Regions from separate parts of the Homo sapiens genome. Here region 1 is linked to region 2. A link is an interaction called in ENCODE POLR2A ChIA-PET data of the cell type or tissue named here. Cell type or tissue: PC-3. All regions are shown on one strand. Links, peaks and the distances in the headings refer to the core of each region. The heading gives the core; the rest is flanking DNA.

Region 1 (8,732 bases), core at 453-8,452, 280 kb after region 2:
TCCAGCCTGGTGACAAAGCAAGACCCTGTCTGTGGGAAAAAAAAAAAAAAAAAACAAAACTGAAACCGAGTACCTGTAGGTAGCCTTTGAAAATCTTTATTTTAGACCCCCGAAAGGTCTGCTCCAGCAGAACTATTCTTTTTTTTTTTTTTTTTTTTGAGACGGTGTCTCGCCGCATCGCCCAGGCTGGAGTGCAGTGGCACAATCTCAGCTCACTGCAACCTCCGCTTCCTGGGTTCAAGCGATTCTCCTGCCTCAGCCTCCTGAGTAGCTGGGATTACAGGTGTGTGCCACCATGCCCAGCTAATTTTTGTATTTTTAGTAAAGACAGGATTTTACCATGTTGGCCAGACTGGTCTCGAACTCCTGACCTCAAGTAATGGGCCCACCTTGGCCTCCCAAAGTGCTGGGATTCTCAACCAAGCCCAGTTGAGAACTGCTCTTTTAACGGGGGTTGGAGGGTACTTCGTTTTTTGTACAGAAGCTTTATTAATGGCATTGAATGCCATATCAAGCATTAAAGCAAGCCTAGTGACAAGATGTTGCTGTCCTTCCCTTTCATTTCTGTCTCTATTCCCAAATGACAACAGCCATTTGAATCAGAGATACATGCATAGATTGGCCTTGACTTCTGCCATAAGGAATTACTCACAGGGTGTGTTGCAATTGTCTTCAAGGATGTCTTTCAATAAAAAGAGCATTTGACAATCTTGGCAAAGCCGGGCCTAAGCCCCCTGCTCTAAGCTGATGAACTTGGGACTCCCTCTGGGGACAGAGTCAAGTGTTCTGAAAGTCTCCTGCTCACAGAGATTTCACATTCTCAGTTTAGTCTTTCCTGCCAGATAAATGGCCCTAGACACCATGACCAAGTTCATTCACTTTGTCCATCCACCCACCATCCAGTGAACTCCTGGCCTCTAGGCATCTCTTACCAGTGCCAGGGCCTGGACACCACCTCTGTCCACTGCACCTTCCTTTGCCTTCTAGAAGCATTCCATCTAGATCTGCTTTTTCATTTTCATTCTGAACTTCCTGGATCTAAAATGATGTTTATTTCCCCATCAGAATTCCAGCTCCTAGCTAGTTTCCAAAGTCGACAATAGTGAACTTGTTCATCCCGAGATTGTTAGTGACTGATACAGATTTATGAGTGCATGTCCTGGGAAAACATGTCCTTGGAAGAGAGAAAAAAAAAGAAAATTAGAGAGAGAAAGGCCCAATCAAAGGAGAGGAGTGGCAATGTTGTAATCATGGGTACTGCAGGCTAGTAGAGGAAACATTTGCAAGCCTGCACATTTCCAGAACCTTTGAGTATAATTCAGAGCTGCAGCCTCGCCTGCATGTGAGGCTCACCCTGCTTTTGACATGACATGCTGCAAAGCTGTGCCCTTGGAGAACTCTAATGACCTTTCTCACTGCTGGAATCTGTATCCACAGTTTCCCTTGTCCACTATAGTGGCAAGGGCTTCTCTGTTCACTTTCCGAGTGACAGCTGGTGGAGGACAAGAAGCCAGGCTGGGAGGCAGAAGGCTGGAGCTGGCCCATTTCCACCCCAACTCATACAGCAACCTTGGGGAAGCACAGTGGCCTCGCCCTCAGCTTCTTCATCTGTAAAATGAAGAGATTACACTAAACCACTGCTTCCCAGGCTCTTGGATTTTGTACCAAAAATGCTTAAAACAAAGCTCTTTTCAAAAACGTTTTAGCTTTATCTTTCTTTTAAAAAATACTTTTAGACATATTGTCCAATAAAAAAAACATGGGTTGGGGGCAGTGGCTCACACCTATAAGCACTTTGGAAGGCCGAGGCAGGCAGATCACTTGAGGTTAGGAGTTCGAGACCAGCTTGGCCAACTTGGTGAACCCCATCTCTACTAAAAACACAAAAATTAGCCAGGCATGGTGGTAGGCACCTGTAATCCCAGCTACCCGGAAGGTTGAGGCAGGAGAACTGCTTGAACCCAGGAGGCGGAGGTTGCAGTGAGCCGAGATGGTGCCACTGCACTTCAGCCTGGGTCATAAGACAAGACTCCGTCTCAAAAAAATTAATTAATTAATTAATTAATGATAATAAAATAAGATATTTTATACCAACAAGGGAGAAAAACAAAACTTCAAAGTAAAGATCAGTCATTTAAATGAATAAATGTAGTTTCTTAAGAAAACTCACTATAATCTGAATTTTTCTCTTTGGTTGGGAGCCGTCAACATTCTGGCCTGGAATCATCCCTGAGGTCCCTTCTAGCATCATATCCTAGAGAAGGAAAAATTTAAAAGGGAAAAAAAAAAGCAAACCTTTAGGATAGAGTCAAAGCAGCTCCTTCAAAGCCAATAAGGATGCTTTAGAACTCGGGATAATTTCAGGCTCCACATTTAAGCAAAGGCTTTGCCATCCAGTAAGACTTTAAGAGGAAGGATTTAAAAATCCATCTGTTTGCCTCGGGGGACTCAGAGCAAAAGCAAAGTTTCAAGCTGATAGGCTCATGATAATATAACATATTCATTAGGTCATAAAGGGTGAAATACATGACGGCAGGTTTGGAGCCCCTCATTTACACAGCTTTTAGCAAACTCACTTTATATACCCCCAGCTGGAACTGCTTCTCCAAAGCCATTCCCCAGATTGCATAATTGTTCATTATGTCTTCAGGGAGGGTCCCATCTGCAGTCACGAATCCCCATGAAAATTTGTGGGAAAATATCCTTGCTCTTTCATTACATCTAAAATGTGATCACCCGATATTAAAACACAAAGCGCGGCTACATTTTAAAGGTAAACTGCAGAGCTAAATTGAGACTTGACTTAATCCCATTTTTATGGGCTGATTAATGTCCCGAGTAACCAGGCTGGGAGGAAAGTTAATGCCTCTTTCCTTTAATGGAATGCACCATGTTTCTTGCTTTTTATCAGGGGAGCACATTGCTACCACTGTGGCTTCATACAGAACAAGACTCAAAGCGACTGTCAGAACTTTCTCCTTGTGTCAAATGGACCTCAAATTATCCATGCACCAAAATTCTTAAAAGTCCAAGTTTCAATAAAGGAGGGAAAAAAGGAAAATAAATGGGAAGTTGAGATTTCTTCACAAGAAGATAATCGTGTCTGCTTGTGGCAGCTTGAGATGAGATGATGTGTAAACTCTGCCTCAGTGGTAACAGTAATAGCCACTTGTTGAGTAGCTACTCTGTGCAAAGAATTGTGCCAGGCACTTTGCGTATGTCTTCTTCTTCTTTTTTTTTTTTTTTTTTGACAGAGTTTTGCTCTCATCGCCCAGGCTGGAGTGCAGTGGCTCCATCTCGGCTCACTGCAACCTCCGCCTCCTGGGTTCAAGCAATTCTCCTGCCTCAGCCTCCTGAGTAGCTGGGACTACAGGCGTGTGCCACCTCGCCCGGCTAATTTTTTATATTTTTAGTAGAGATGGGGTTTCACCATGTTGGCCAGGCTGGTCTCGAACTCCTGACCTCAGGTGATCCGCCCACCTCGGCCTCCCAAAGTGCTGGGATTACAGGCATGAGCCACCGTGCCCGACCTCTTTGTGTATGTCTTTTTATTTAACCCTCTGAGATAGCTGATATGAGCCACACAGAGGCTGAGCAACCTGCTCAAGGAGCAGACTTAGGCTTGCCTGACTTATGGGCCCCCCTGCCCACCAGATTGACCTCCCTGACTCTTCAGTCTCCCATCTACCTTGGACAGATTCACTTACCCACCAACGTGCAGCAGTTTAAAGAAGACATCCTTTCATTCATCCATTGACTCATCAGTGAAGAAATTAACATTGTATAGCGCTCTTTCCAAAAACAATATGGCCAGGCTGTCTAGATCCCTCCCCTCAACCTTCGCCCTGACCACAACCACCACCCCAAGCACCCTGATCACAGCTACCACCCCAAGCCCCCACCCCAACCTGAGACATGTGGCAATTTCACTCCTTGTCCCTTGAGTCCATACCTCCATAACTCAGCATGTCACATGCATACCCATTGTGAAAAATATCCATTATCACCATAGTATTACCAACACATTATTACAGGGCTTTACATGTCACAGAACTCTTTCTGATGAATTATTTCATTTGATAATTACCTTAGGCTGAGGGAGGAGGGAGAAAGATAAATTATTTAAGGCTGGGCACGATGGCTCATGACCTTAATCCCAGCACTTTGGGAGGCCAAGGCAAGAGGATTGCTTGAGCCCAGGAGTTCAAGACCAGCCTGGGCAATATAGAGAGACTCTATCTCTATAAAAAAATACAAAAATTAGCTTAGCATGGTGGCTCATGCCTGTAGTCCCAGCTACTTGGGGGCGCTGAGGCCAGAGGATCACTTGAGCCCGGTAGGTTGAGGCTGCAGTGAGCTGTGATCATACCTCTGTACCCCAGCCTGGATGACAAAGTGAGACCCTGTCTCAAAAAAATTAATTAATTAAATTTAATTTAAAAATTAAAAAATTGGCCAGGTGTGACAGCTCATGCCTGTAATCCCAGCACTTTGGGAGGCTGAGGTAGGCAGATCACAAGGTCAGGAGTTCGAGACCAGCTTGGCCAACATGGTGAAACCCCATCTCTACTAAAAATACAAAAAGTTAGCCGGGCATGGTGGTGTGCATCTATAATCTCAGCTACTCAGGAGGCTGAGGCAGGAGAATCACTTGAACCTGGGAGGTGGAGGTTGCAGTGAGCTGAGATTGCACCATTGCACTCCAGCCTGGGTGACAGATAAGAGATTTCGGGAAAAAAAATTAAAAATTAAACTAACTAATTAATTAATACTAATAAAATTATTTAGGCCAGGTGCAGTGGCTCATGCCTGTAATCCCAGCAGTTTGGGAGGCTGAGGTGGGTAGATCACTTGAGGTCAGGAGTTTGAGACCAGCCTGGCCAACATGGTGAAACCCCATCTCTACTAAAAATACAAAAGTTAGCCCGGCGTGGTGGCAGGCGCCTGTAATCTCAGCTACTCAGGAGGCTGAGGTGTGAGAATAGCTTGAACCCGGGAGGCGGAGGTTGCAGTGAGCCGAGGTCGTGCCACTGCATTCCAGCCTGGGTAACAGAGCAAGACTCCATCTCAAAAAAGAAAAAAACCAAGCTGGTTACAGGTTGGTTGCAACCTGGTTACATTGTCACTTGATTGTATAGTATTTTGGTTTCCAGAAGCTCCTATATTAGGCTGAAGGGTGAAGAAGTTATCATTTTCCAACACATCTGCCTTTTTCTCCCCTTGCTTGAATCTCCAATATTTATCCCACCCAGTTCCTTTCTTTATCCTCTACTCTTCACTTTCAAGAAAAAATAGGGCCAGGAGCAATGGCTTACACCTGTAATCCCAGTGCTCTGGGAGGCCAAGGTGGGAGGCTCACATGAGGCCAGGAATTCAAGACCAACATGGGCAGCATAGCAAGAACTCCACTCATCTCTACAAAAAAAAAAAAAAAAAAAGAAAGAAAGAAAAAGAAAAAGAAAAGAAAAGAAATTGAGGAATTGACTGGTCATGGTTGTGCATGCCTGTAGTTCCAGCTACTCAGGATGCTCCTGAGGCAGAAGGATCACTTGAGCTCAGGAGTTCAAGGCTGCAGTGAGCTATGATTGTGCCGCTGCACTCCAGCCTGGGCAACACAGAGCAAGATTCCGTCTCTTAAAAGAAGCGACAGAAAAAAAAGAACAGAACCTATTTGCATGCACTAAAGTATAATAACTGAGAACAGATCAAAATGTAACTCTTGCCACGCCATTTTTATCAATAGGGATTCAATGTCTTATCGAAAGGCATAGTTTTAAAAGTTCACACGTTAGCTGATGGGTCGGGAGAAATGGCAGCGAGAGAGCAGCAGAGCTTCTGGAATTAGAAAACACACAGCTTCAGCCGGGCACAGTGGCTCACACCTGTAATCCCAGCGCTTTGGGAGGCCGAGGCAGGCGGATCACCTGAGGTCTGGAGTTTGAGACCAGCCTGGACAACATGGTGAAACACCGTCTGTACTAAAAATAATACAAAAATGAGCCGGCCGTGGTGGTGGGCGCCTGTAATCCCAGCTACTCGGGAGGCTGAGGCAGAAGAATCACTTGAACCCAGGAGGCAGAGGTTGCAGTGAGCCCAGATCGTGCCACTGCACTCCAGTCTGGGCAACAGAGCAAGCCTCCATCTCAAAAAGAAAAAGAACACAGCTCCTGGGTGTGCTTTCTAGCACCGTCCAGTGATTTGCCTCTCATCAGGTCAGACAGTCCTGAAGCAAACCCAAGTATCTGTGCTTCATCTCCCTCCCAGACCCCACCCCGCCACCAGGAGTCAGTCCTGATGCTCCCTCAGAGTCTCCAACTGCCCCACAACCTGAGTGGGCCACACAGCCAGGGCTGCTGCAGGCCCACGGTCGTCTAGCAGCCTGGTTGGCCAGGGATATGGGGCCAAAAGGGGTGCAGACCGCCGCTGTTATCTGCCACTTCCTTCCCAGTTGGTTGTTGTAAAACTACGGCAAATGAGAAGAGGCAATCAGCCCCCCTTTTTTTTTATGGTGTTACTCTTAAAAGAAATAATAGCTAATGATAAATAACATGTATTTAATACTTACCATGTGTCAGGCACTGTTCTAAGCATGCATTAACCTATTTAATCATTACAGCAATCCTTTGACGCAGATGCTACGACTGTCCACATTTTATTAGGAAACTGAGGCTGAGAGAGGTTTGGTGACTTTCCCAAAGGCACACAGCTGCAAAGTGACAGCTGGGACCCAAAGGAAATAGACTTGAGTACTATCCACAGCAACTCCATTAAGGAGTGATGTGATCCGGAGCCAATCCTTCAACTTCTCTGGACTCCTCCGAAAAGGACGCTGGACTAGATCACCTCTGACCACACTTAACTCTCTCATCTAATGAATTTAAGCTCTTTTGGGAAGTCCCTCACCCACCCCTGAGCGCTGGAACCTAATTCATTTTCTTGGGAGTGGGTGTGAATCAGATCCTCCTGTTTCAAAGCCCAGTGGAATCCCAGGCATGAAGTACATTCTATAAATGTTCGGTTGTTATCGTTATTACTGCGACTTTAATGGGAAGTATCAGCACTAATTTCCCCTAACCCCTTCAGGGGTTTTTCTTATCCCTGGATTCTTTTTCATTCACCACTTAGACAACAGCAAGGGAGAACATTTTATTATTAACATTTTATTATCTGCGTGGAGGCATCTGGCTTTGCACTCTCCCTCCTCCCCAAACCACCTCCACTTCATCAATTCCAGTGATAAATTATTTATTCCCGAGACGACTGTTTTTTCAATCCTAGGCTTGGAACAAGGAGGAAAATAGCTACATTCCCTTCACGCTCACGGTCAGCTGTCTGATTTATTTTCCCCTTTTGCCAATTCTTCTCCTCTCTTTTCTCAGCAGCTTTTCTGCTAGAAGAGTTATATCTTAAAATTGCCCTGAGGCCTTAGGCCACCAGTGACAACCCATCCCATGCCGGAATGCATTTCTTTTCTGACTTTGGGACTAAAAGCAGAGAGATTGGACAGTATTTTAATGGCTTCTTTTTGGAGGTTGTAGGGGTTTTTATATTTTGGTTTGGTTTTCAGGTTTTTGTTTTGTTACATTTTGTTCTGTTGTTTTTGGTTTTTTGTTTTTTTTTTTGAGACAGTGTCTTGCTCTTTCACCCAGGCTGGAGCACAGTGCTGTAATCAAGGCTCACTGCAGCCTCATCCTCCCAGGCTCAAGCAATCCTCCCCCTTCAGCCCCCACAAGTAGCTGGGATTACAGGCATGCACCACCACACCCAGCTAATTTTTTTTATTTTTTGTAGTAACAGCATCTTCCTATATTGCCCAGGCGGGTCTCAATCTCCTGGGCTCAAGTGATCCTCCCACCTCAGCTTCCAAAAGTGCTGGGATTACAGGTGCCAGCCTTTGTGGCTGGCAGGTTTTTGTTTTGTCTTTCTGCCTGAGGGAAGGATCTCTAGGTGGGAGGATCCAGAGGGGTCCCACTCGAAGGGAATATGGAGTTCCTATGAAACTCACTCCAAGCAAGTGAGGCAAGCCTTCTTGTTGCCTAGTGGCCCTGACTGACTACTGTAGAAATGCTGCATTTTTTTTTTCTTCCTGAGACGGAGTCTCACTCTTGTTGCCCAGGCTGCAGTGCAATGATCCGATCTCGGCTCACTGCAACCTCCACCTCCTGGGTTCAAGCAATTCTCCTGCCTCAGCCTCCACAGTAGCTGGGACTAGAGGCGTGCACCACCATGCCCAGCTAATTTTTGTATTTTTAGTAGAGACAGGGTTTCACCATGTTAGCCAGTCTGGTCTCGAACTCCTGACCTTGGGCATCCACCCACCTTGGCCTCCCAGTGTGCTGGGATTACAGGAGTCAGCCACCGTGCCTGACCCAGAAATGCCACTTTCAAGATGACACTGCAGCGCCCTCTTACCCCCAGGAAGACACATCCTGACTTCTTTCTTTGGGGTGAAGCTTTGTCAAAAATCTGTTTAGGCCAGGCACAGTGGCTCACACTTGTAATCCCAGCACGTTAGAAGGCCACGGCAAGAAGATCACTTGAAGCCTGGAGTTCAGGACCAGCTTGGGCAACACAGCAAGACCTTGTGTCTACAAAAATTCAAAATAAAAACATTAGCCTGGCATGGTGGTGCATTCATGTAGTTCCAGCTGCTCAGGAGGTGGAGGCAGGAAGATCGCTTAAGCTCAGGAGTTTGAGGCTGCAATGAGCTATGATCACACCACTGCACTCCA
Region 2 (8,732 bases), core at 349-8,348:
GGTCTCAAACTCCTGACCTCAAGTGATCCGCCCACCTCGGCCTCCCAAATCACTGGGATTACAGGCATGAGCCACCGTGCCCGGCCAGATTTTGGATATGTTATGAAGATAGAGCAGGGAGGATTTGCTGGTAGCCTGCATTTGGGATGGGGAGGAGGAGAGAGCTCAAAGGTGACTCACGGGGTTTTATTTTGTCTCACTCCCTGTCTTGGCTCCCCACGTCTCGTGGCGAACGAGCTTCTCTTTTCCTTCATGTGTGTCAAATCCTCCTTCTTCCTAAAATTAGCTCCAGCTCTACACTACAGGAGGCTTTGTGTCGTTTTCCTTTATATAAGAAAGGTTTTGAAAAAATTCTTGCTTTCCACCAAGGCATGTTTCTAAAACTATTTTTTTATTTGTGTAAAACAACATCCTTATTTTATTTAAATACATATGGGAGAAGAAAGAGAGATGTGAGGGGAAAGAAAGTGAAGGGGAAAAGGAGAAGTAGGAAGAAGAAGGGGAAGAGGAGAAGGAAGGAGAAAGGAGGAGAAGGAGGAAAGGGAAGAGGATGACGAGGAAAAAAGGAAGAGGAGGAGGAAAGACATACTGGAAGGGAGGGAAAGCAGACATTCCCTGGTGGCCCAGGACAGCAGCCAGGATGTATAAGCTCCAAGCCAGGAATGGGCCCTTTCACACTGGGCTCTATATTCTCATACATAATTTAAATCCGTTACAACAACGACGTATTGGTATTTGAATAATAAAAATCTATGGCCGGGCATGGTGGCTCACGCCTGTAATCCCAGCACTTTGGGAGGCCGAGGCAGGCAGATCACCTGAGATCAGGAGTTTGAGACCAGCCTGGGCAACATGGGGAAACCCCATCTCTTACTAAAAATATAAAAAATTAGCCAGGTGTGGGGGCAGGTGCCTGTAGTCCCAGCTACTTGGGAGACTGAGGCATGAGAATTGCTTGAACCCGGGAGGCGGAGGTTGTGGTGAGCCGAGATCATGCCACTGCACTCCAGTCTGAGCGACAGAGCAAGACTCTGTCTGAAATTTAAAAAACAAAAACCAAAAAACTAAAGAAACAGTGGGAGTCAAAAATAAAATATATTGTCACTAAATTCAGCTTTAAAGGAGGGAGAGATAAAGTCTTCTGAGGAGGAGGAGGGCCTGGCAGTGAAAGATGGGTCAGCAATGGTCCCTGAGCAGGCAGCATGGTGTCAGGTGTCAGGCATGGGACAGGAAGTTGGAAGACCCAAGTTCTACTCCAAAAGTCTCCCAGGCCGGAGAAACCTGGATCAACCCTTTAACAGTCTCTGCTTTGGGTGAGGAAATGCTCCTACGTAAAGTGGGAATAAAAATGCCACTTCCAGCAGGGCATGGTGTTGTGTACCTATAGTCCCAGCACTTTGGGAGGCTGATGCGGGAGGATCACTTGAGCTCAGGAGTTTGAAACCAGCCTGGGCAACAGAGCAAGACCATGTCTTAAAAAAAAAAAAAAAAAAAACCACTTTCATGCCTCAGATCATTGTATTGTGATGAGGATCACACGAGAGGACAAAAATAAAAATTGTGGAAGTCTTTTGAGAAGGATTTTGCACTTTACGCACATGAGCTTTTATGATAAATTGCTCGGGAGGTTGCCAAGAATTCATACAAAGAAACATGAACATCTTTCTAAGAAACTGGAAAATCCCAATGATAGTTCTTCATGTAATAGGGGTAGGACTGTTCCTCAGACTGGATGGAACCACCTAGACACGTCAGTGGCCTTCGGATAAGTCTTGAATCAATGTGATCTTTAGTCATTCTGACTCAGCGGACTTGACTTGGTACTTGACACACATGATGGAAAATAATTAGAGGGGACTTACCCATGGTCTAATGGGGAAAAGGAAGCTAAAATGATAATTTGAAGCTGGAAAACATTGATTGGCTTCCTCTCCCTTTCCAAAGCCTCCTCCCCAGAGCTCACTTCTTGGAGGACTGGATGGCAGGTGGAGATGGTGAACGGGGTCCTGGCCTACCTGGCAGAGCACTTAAATGGTCAGGGAGCATCAGCCCCCTTTGCTGGAGTCAGTCGAGTGTCCTTCAGCTCTGAGCGCTGCTGTGGGTTTTGAGCAGCCACGTGGCTCTCAGACGAGACATCTATTGACAACCTCAAAGGGCTCCTGCACTGATCAATAACAGCATGCCTCCCCTGCCTTCAGCTAAAAGCTAAAGAGACGGGCTGGTGCATATATGATCACTAGAATTTAATTATATATCACATTGATTTTTAATTAGAACTGTAGTGAGGACCTCCTCTATTAAAAAAAAATTCCAACTGGCAAATGGGTTTTACTCAATTTATCAAATAACTTGAAATGCACTGCTCCTTCTCACTTTTAAGCCTCTTGATGAGAAGGAAACCTGCTACGCAACCCCTGTCACGAGGGTGAAGACCTTGAAACCTGCTAGCATGTCTCGAACATTTTTATTCAAGTTCTGTGTTTTGGCATGTAAGCCAGACACCCAGAGGAGCAATGACAAGAGGCTTCCGTGTTATTTATAACTAAGTCCAATTAACACTGGAAAAGGTCCCATTGGCTCTGATCCTGTCTAATCTCTTTGAGAAGTAGGTCCAGTGACACAGCCTGGCTCTACAATCAGATCTAGCACCACACAGCTTGCCTCATCTGACCCCTGTTTTCCTGCAGAGCTAGGATGCCTCAAAGCTCTCCATGCACTTTCGCTTGGTTTTTCAAGGCTGCAAGGCAAGAGCTTTGCAAGCTGGAGGTAGACTACAGATCCAGAGCCACAACTTCATCCTTAGTAAAGGCCCTATCGGTGCTCACATTTGCAGAGAGTGCCTGAGAAACATGGGCGTTGTCCTCCAGAATCACCAGGTTTCTCTTCAAAGTTGCTCTGGGACCTAATGGAGTCACACAAGCTGGCTAGTTGCTCACTGTGCAAGGAAGAAGAGGCTCAGATGTCAGCACCAGTCAATACTGCTGACCAAGGCACATCCAGTCACACAGCGTAGCCAGGATTCCCTCCAGTGAGGAGCCTAATGGATGTGATCTATAGTCACAATAATATTAGTGTTACCTACATCCCAGGCACTGCACAAAACTCTTTGCACAGTTTGTCTTCTTTATCCGTAGTTCAGAACTGTGAGATGGATCTTCATTTTGCAAATAAGAAAACTATGACTTAGGCCGGGCGCAGTGGCTCACGCCTGTAATCCCAGCACTTTAGGAGGCCAAGGCAGGTGGATCACCTGAGGTTGAGAGTTTCAGACCAGCCTGACCAACACGGTGAAACTCTGTCTCTACTAAAAATACAAAATTAGCAGGGCGTGGTGGCGCATGCCTGTAATCCCAGCTACTCAGAAGGCTGAGGCAGGAGAATTGCTTGAACCCGGGAGGCAGAGGTTGCGGTGAGCCGAGATGGCGCCATTGCACTCCAGCCTGGGTGGCAAGAGAGAAACTCCATCTCAAAGAAAAGAAAAGAAAAAAAAGAAAAGAAAAGAAAACCATGACTTAGAGGGTGTGAGCAGTCTGCCCAAGCTCACACAGGTGGCAGCGCTAGGACTCAAGCTGCAAGGCTCTTGCTCTTATCCCCTCTTCTGTACCACCTCCTGCATCAATGGGTGTGTTCTGCCAGGCACGGCCCGCCACCTCCTCACACCTGCCAAGAACAGCCACGGGAACATGGCCAGCAGTGGTGAGAACAGAGCAGCCATTTCCTCACTTCCTCTCTGCTCACCCATCCCCCGAGCCCAGTCCGGTTCACTGCCCCACTTTCCTCATGGTGACTCATACTATACTGACATGAGAAAAATTGCCCTGCCTCCAAGCATTTTCTTGAGCTAGCTCTCTGCCCAAAATTTCCTTCTCTCTCCTCTCCACTAATTCATTCAACTCAGCCCATATTTATTGAGCTTCTACTGCATGCCAGGCGCCATGCTACATGCTGGGAATCTCGGACTAAAACATGATAAGCCATTGTCCTCACCCTAGCCAGGTAAACAGACTACTAGAAACAACGAGAGAAGCCTTATGACGACATAAGCAAAGGTAGATACTAAATAATATGGGAGAGATGGGCATGGATGGTTTCCTAAAAGACACCCATCCTTCTGAGCCCAGCCCAAATCCCATCTCTTGCTGTTATCATCTGTTTTTCTTCACTTCTCGTTCACCTCTCCTGGCCTTCCCCATGCTATGTTGCATCTCCTTTCGCATCCATCTGTCTTACTTAGCATCACAGGCAGACTAGTTCCAGACAAAAGAAACATTTCATAATTCTAAATCCTTCCAAGTACACAGAGTATTGCTTCATATGCAGGAGACTGAAAGAAGACTTTAAGTATAATTAACACACCCTCTCCAGACCAAATCTTAGTCTCGGAAATCCCAGTACAGATCATCACATACTGTAATCCCTCCATTCTGGCCTGGACAACTACTAACCTGTGTCCATCATTCTTTGGAATGAGCTCCTCTGCAGAGAAACCATGAACACATCCACTTCCCTGGAATCTGAGTACCAGAGAAACAACAGGTGTTACGGAGGCCAAATCCTGGCTTCCCAAGAGGGCCACGTGCTAATCCCTGGAATCTGTGAATGCATCTTAAAAGGCAAAGTCTGTAGATGTGATAAAGTCGACATCATAAAACGGAGAGATTATTCCAGATTATCTGGGTGGGCCCTACATGCAATAAAAAGTGTTCTAAGGGCTGGGTGCAGTGGCTCACGCCTGTAATCCCAGCACTTTGGAAGGCCGAGGCAGGCAGATCACCTGAGGTCAGGAGTTCGAGACCAGCCTGACCAACATGGGGAAACCCCATCTCTACTAAAAATACAAAATTAGCCAGGCTTGGTAGTGCATGCCTATAGTCCCAGCTACTTCAGAGGCTGAATCAGGAGAATCGCTTGAACCCGGGAGGCAGAGGTTGCAGTGAGCCAGGATCCCATCATTGCACTCCAGCATGGGCAACAAGAGCAAAACTCCTCCCCCCCCCCCCAAAAAAAAAGTGTTCTAAGAAGGAGGCAGAGGGAGATTTCCGACAGAAGAGGACAAGGAGGTGCGACCATGGAGACAGAGATTGGAGTAATGCGTTCACATGCCAAGGAATTCCAGCAGCCTTGCCAACTTTGATTTTGGCCAACAAGGACAGATTTTGGACTTCTGACCTCCTAAGCTACAAGAGAATAAACTTGGGTTGTTCTAAGCCACCAGGTGTGTGGTGGTGTGTTACAGCGGTCGTAGAAAACAATGCAATTGCTTTCAAGTGTCGTGAAAGACAGCAGCAGGTACATGAGCTCATGCTGGAAGATCCCAGGTGGCTTCCCCTCCTGCACTCGGGGAAGAAGGGAGCCTCTTCTTAGACTGGAGATTTGCCCTTCATGTGCTCCAAGGGACAGATTGTGGCTTTTTTTATGGGAAATGGCAAGGCTTTGGGTTGTGGGTCACTCTTTTCTTTCCTCCTCCTCCTCCTTCTTCTTCTTCTTTGTGAAATGGGGTCTTGTTAAGTTGCCCAGCCTGGTCTTGAACTCCTGGGTTCCCATGATCCTCTCATCTCAGCCTTCCAAGTAGGTGGGACTACAGGTGTGCACTACCATGCCCAATTTCTTCCTTACCTTCTTCCCCATATTTCCAGAAGTCTTTGATATAACAGAGTTTCTGAATTTTTTCACTGTATTTAAAGATAGTTCACCTAGTCAGAAAAAAATAAGCGTAAATCCTCTACCCAGAACTAAAGGAAATCAAAGCTCACTGAATGGAACCAAGCAAGAAAATGTGTTGAAAAACATGACCCACAACTTTTTCAATGTATACTTTGTGCTTCATCTCTTCATGCCCCTTTCTCCTGTCATGGATGTTGTCTGAGAAGGAGCTCTACAGTTTAGTGCTAAGACTTATTTGTGTACGGTCCAGTTGCTATAGGCTAATGCAGTAGAAGGAGTTGGAAAGAAGACAATATTGATGAAAATTCAGCAGGGTCTACGCAATTCTGTGCAAGTAGGATTTAAGGATTTTTACACCCTTAAAACAAAGGTAGTCTTAGTGCAATTTCTCCTGAAGTGGGTTCCTTCATTCCTTAGCCAGAGGTGATCTGATGCTCACTCTCGTGTTGTTGAAGAAACACTTAAAACATATGAGCCAAAAAATGCAATAGAATATATTCCTCCTATCGGGAGCATGGGAACTCTGTAATGGAGTGCTCTGCCAAGATCTTAATGAGACAAAAAAACCCTTAAGTGTTATAAAAATAAGAAATAAGAGGGCAGTGAATTTAGTTAATCCCATTGATTTCCTAATTCTTTGCCCTTATTCCCAAAGTATACATTTAGAAATGAGATGTAATTCTGGGAGTGATTTTCAACAGCCTCATAAAGGTGGGTAACTTGCACATTCTCTCTCCAGGTCTACCACCTACCACTGTAAAATATGGACAGAAGTGCATGTGGCTCTAGGGGAAACTTCCCAGGCACATATTTAATAAATGCAGTATTATGCTGTTGCGGGGGTGAGGGGTGGATAGAGCAACTGGAATGGGAGGTGTGGGGTAAAACTCTAAAGCTTCCATGCTTGGTTCCTTATCGCTGTCCTAGGCAATGAGTTAGCCAAGGGGAACTAGATGTGGTATCCTTAGTTATTCGATGGCATGGCAGCATAAAGCCACCATCAGTTTGCACCAACCCAATGTTTTTGAAAATATTAAAAATGCACACTTAGAATGTTCAAATCTGGTGTTATAGTAAAGTGGAGAGCGATTCCATTCAGATGAAAGTTACCCTAAAATTCATTGCAGGAGCTTCTGATGTGCACTATGTTATCAAGGCAGCAGGAGACGACACCAGTGTTCTTTTGTAACCCTCTTGCCTACAAGAAATATTAACTTTGTGTGTGTCTACTTTTCATGTTAAGCACCTTTCAATTTAGTCCATTTTCAGATACTACAAATAGCATTGTCATTGTCATCTTTGTGCATAGGAGCTGCTCTCCTGACTTTTCCTCTGCTTGTAGAGTATTTGAAACCAGATTTCAATGTCTAGCCCTTTCTCTGACTTCTGGTATCCCTCTTAGAAGTCATTTCTTTTCGGAGTACTTCTACTTTCTTATATGAGTTTAAAGGAACTGAAACTTCTTGCTCCCCTGGTCAAAGAAATTGCACAGATATCTAGAGTTATATACAGAAAACACCTAAATCGTCTCAAAAGATTAAGTACATCTCAAGGCATTTTTCCTTTTTCACTCAAGGTTCATAAATGTGAAGCTGGTTTTCATTTTACCAACTTTCGTCTACAATTAAGATGAAAAAAGGAAAATATCAACATCCCATAGGAAATGCTGAATTCCTGGATGTTGATCCTAAATATTCCCAGACAAGAATCTAGAAGAAAAGCAGTATATGAGTAGATCTTCACAGTCGAAACTCAGGCGATCTGGAGAGGTCCAGATAAAAACAGGCAGTATCAAGTCAATATCAAAAAAGCTGCAAAATCTTGAAGATTTCACAGTGACTAATGATTTAGGCAATTGTCAATATCAGCGGAATCTATTTGTCTCTAGAATAGGCCTAATTTTCATTCTTTTAAAAGAACTACTCTACTCCTCATTTATTCTCCACATTGATATACAGTAAACAAAATTTAGATATTACCCACATTGATGTTAGCCCTCTGTTTGTGGGTTTTCTCCTTGTTTTCAAATGTCTAAGCAGGTCTCTACCCTCTGATCCCAACAAACATCTTTTTGTTGGGAGATATCAAGAGAGTTTTACCTGCAACCAGGTAATGACTACTGGGAGGCTGTGGGTGGGAGATGAGTTATGAGCCCTCCTATGACATCTCCTGGGACACATATGATTGGTGGTGGGAGAAGCCAATCAATTACAACTCCAATCCATCATTTGAAGCCAGTTTAATACACAGGTACCTCATTTGTAACAATGCTGAACAATATATATTTTCAATTTTGAAAGAGCTTGTTCTCCCAGGAACATTGAACGCATTGCATGTGCTTTTTCTTGCTTGTTTGTTTGCCATTTTTTGCAATTCGTCTTTTAAAAAGGTGCATGTAGATCTTATTGTGATTTCCTTCCATACCAGACATGCATCACAAATTACTAATTTCATTAGTTTTCCAAAAATGAGGACAAATCCTTCATTGTATAGTAAGTACTAAAATCTTTAGGTCTATAAAGGGAATCTGGCCAAATTTCTTCCCCCAAGAACAGCTACTTTAAACCACAAGCTTCAGCTAAGAAACTTCCTGGCATCATTAGCACATTAATTAATAACCAAGAAGACATAAGAAGATTTATATATGATGTTTGCTCTTAAGTGTAATGTAATTCCCTGACTTCATAACCAAGATTTTTTCAAACCTGCGTATTGAAAGCAACAAAGAAAATACTATTCCTTTCTCCATTTACAAAGGAAAGCCTAGTTTTTCCTTTGTTTAACTATTAATGTTACTGACTGTAACCATGGCAACAATATAAAAAATAATTGAGATAATAATAAAAGGATGTTTTGTAAACTTTATTTTAATGAAGGACCATGAATTTCACAATAATACAGCTTATATGTTTATAAATGTGATCAGCCCTCAAATACAAACAAAACCCACCATTACAATCACTATCAGTGGGGGAATTTTAAATGACTGGAATGTTTTGCTAGATCTTACTTTGATTTCAAAGAAGCAAATCAGAAGGAAACAGTTTACTTTTGAGATTTTAAAGAAA

Evidence for each region. ChIA-PET counts read pairs that join two places held together with the same protein. Peaks named below come from ENCODE experiments on the same cell type or tissue, not always from the same donor. Only the 100,000 strongest peaks of a DNase experiment are listed, where the experiment ranks them.
Region 1: POLR2A ChIA-PET joins it to region 2 with 21 read pairs; 6 of 35 experiments call an interaction of 5 or more read pairs at or near these places.

The regions. Positions count from the first base shown.
Region 1 is chr10:28,703,177-28,711,908 of GRCh38, reverse strand. It overlaps LOC105376470 (a long non-coding RNA gene), which reads right to left and starts at 3,880. Exons shown (of 4, transcript XR_001747282.1): 1 at 3,708-3,880; 2 at 2,171-2,254; 3 at 1,354-1,608; 4 at 943-1,174. In PC-3, for the core only: no CTCF peak of the experiment used is centred there; no DNase peak of the experiment used is centred there.
Region 2 is chr10:28,979,574-28,988,305 of GRCh38, reverse strand. No RefSeq gene overlaps it. Among named protein-coding and RNA genes, the nearest start is that of C10orf126, 140 kb to the right of the region's middle. RefSeq lists an enhancer at 1,965-3,164. In PC-3, for the core only: no CTCF peak of the experiment used is centred there; DNase peaks (open chromatin) are centred at 1,775 and 3,735; H3K27ac peaks cover 2,142 bases.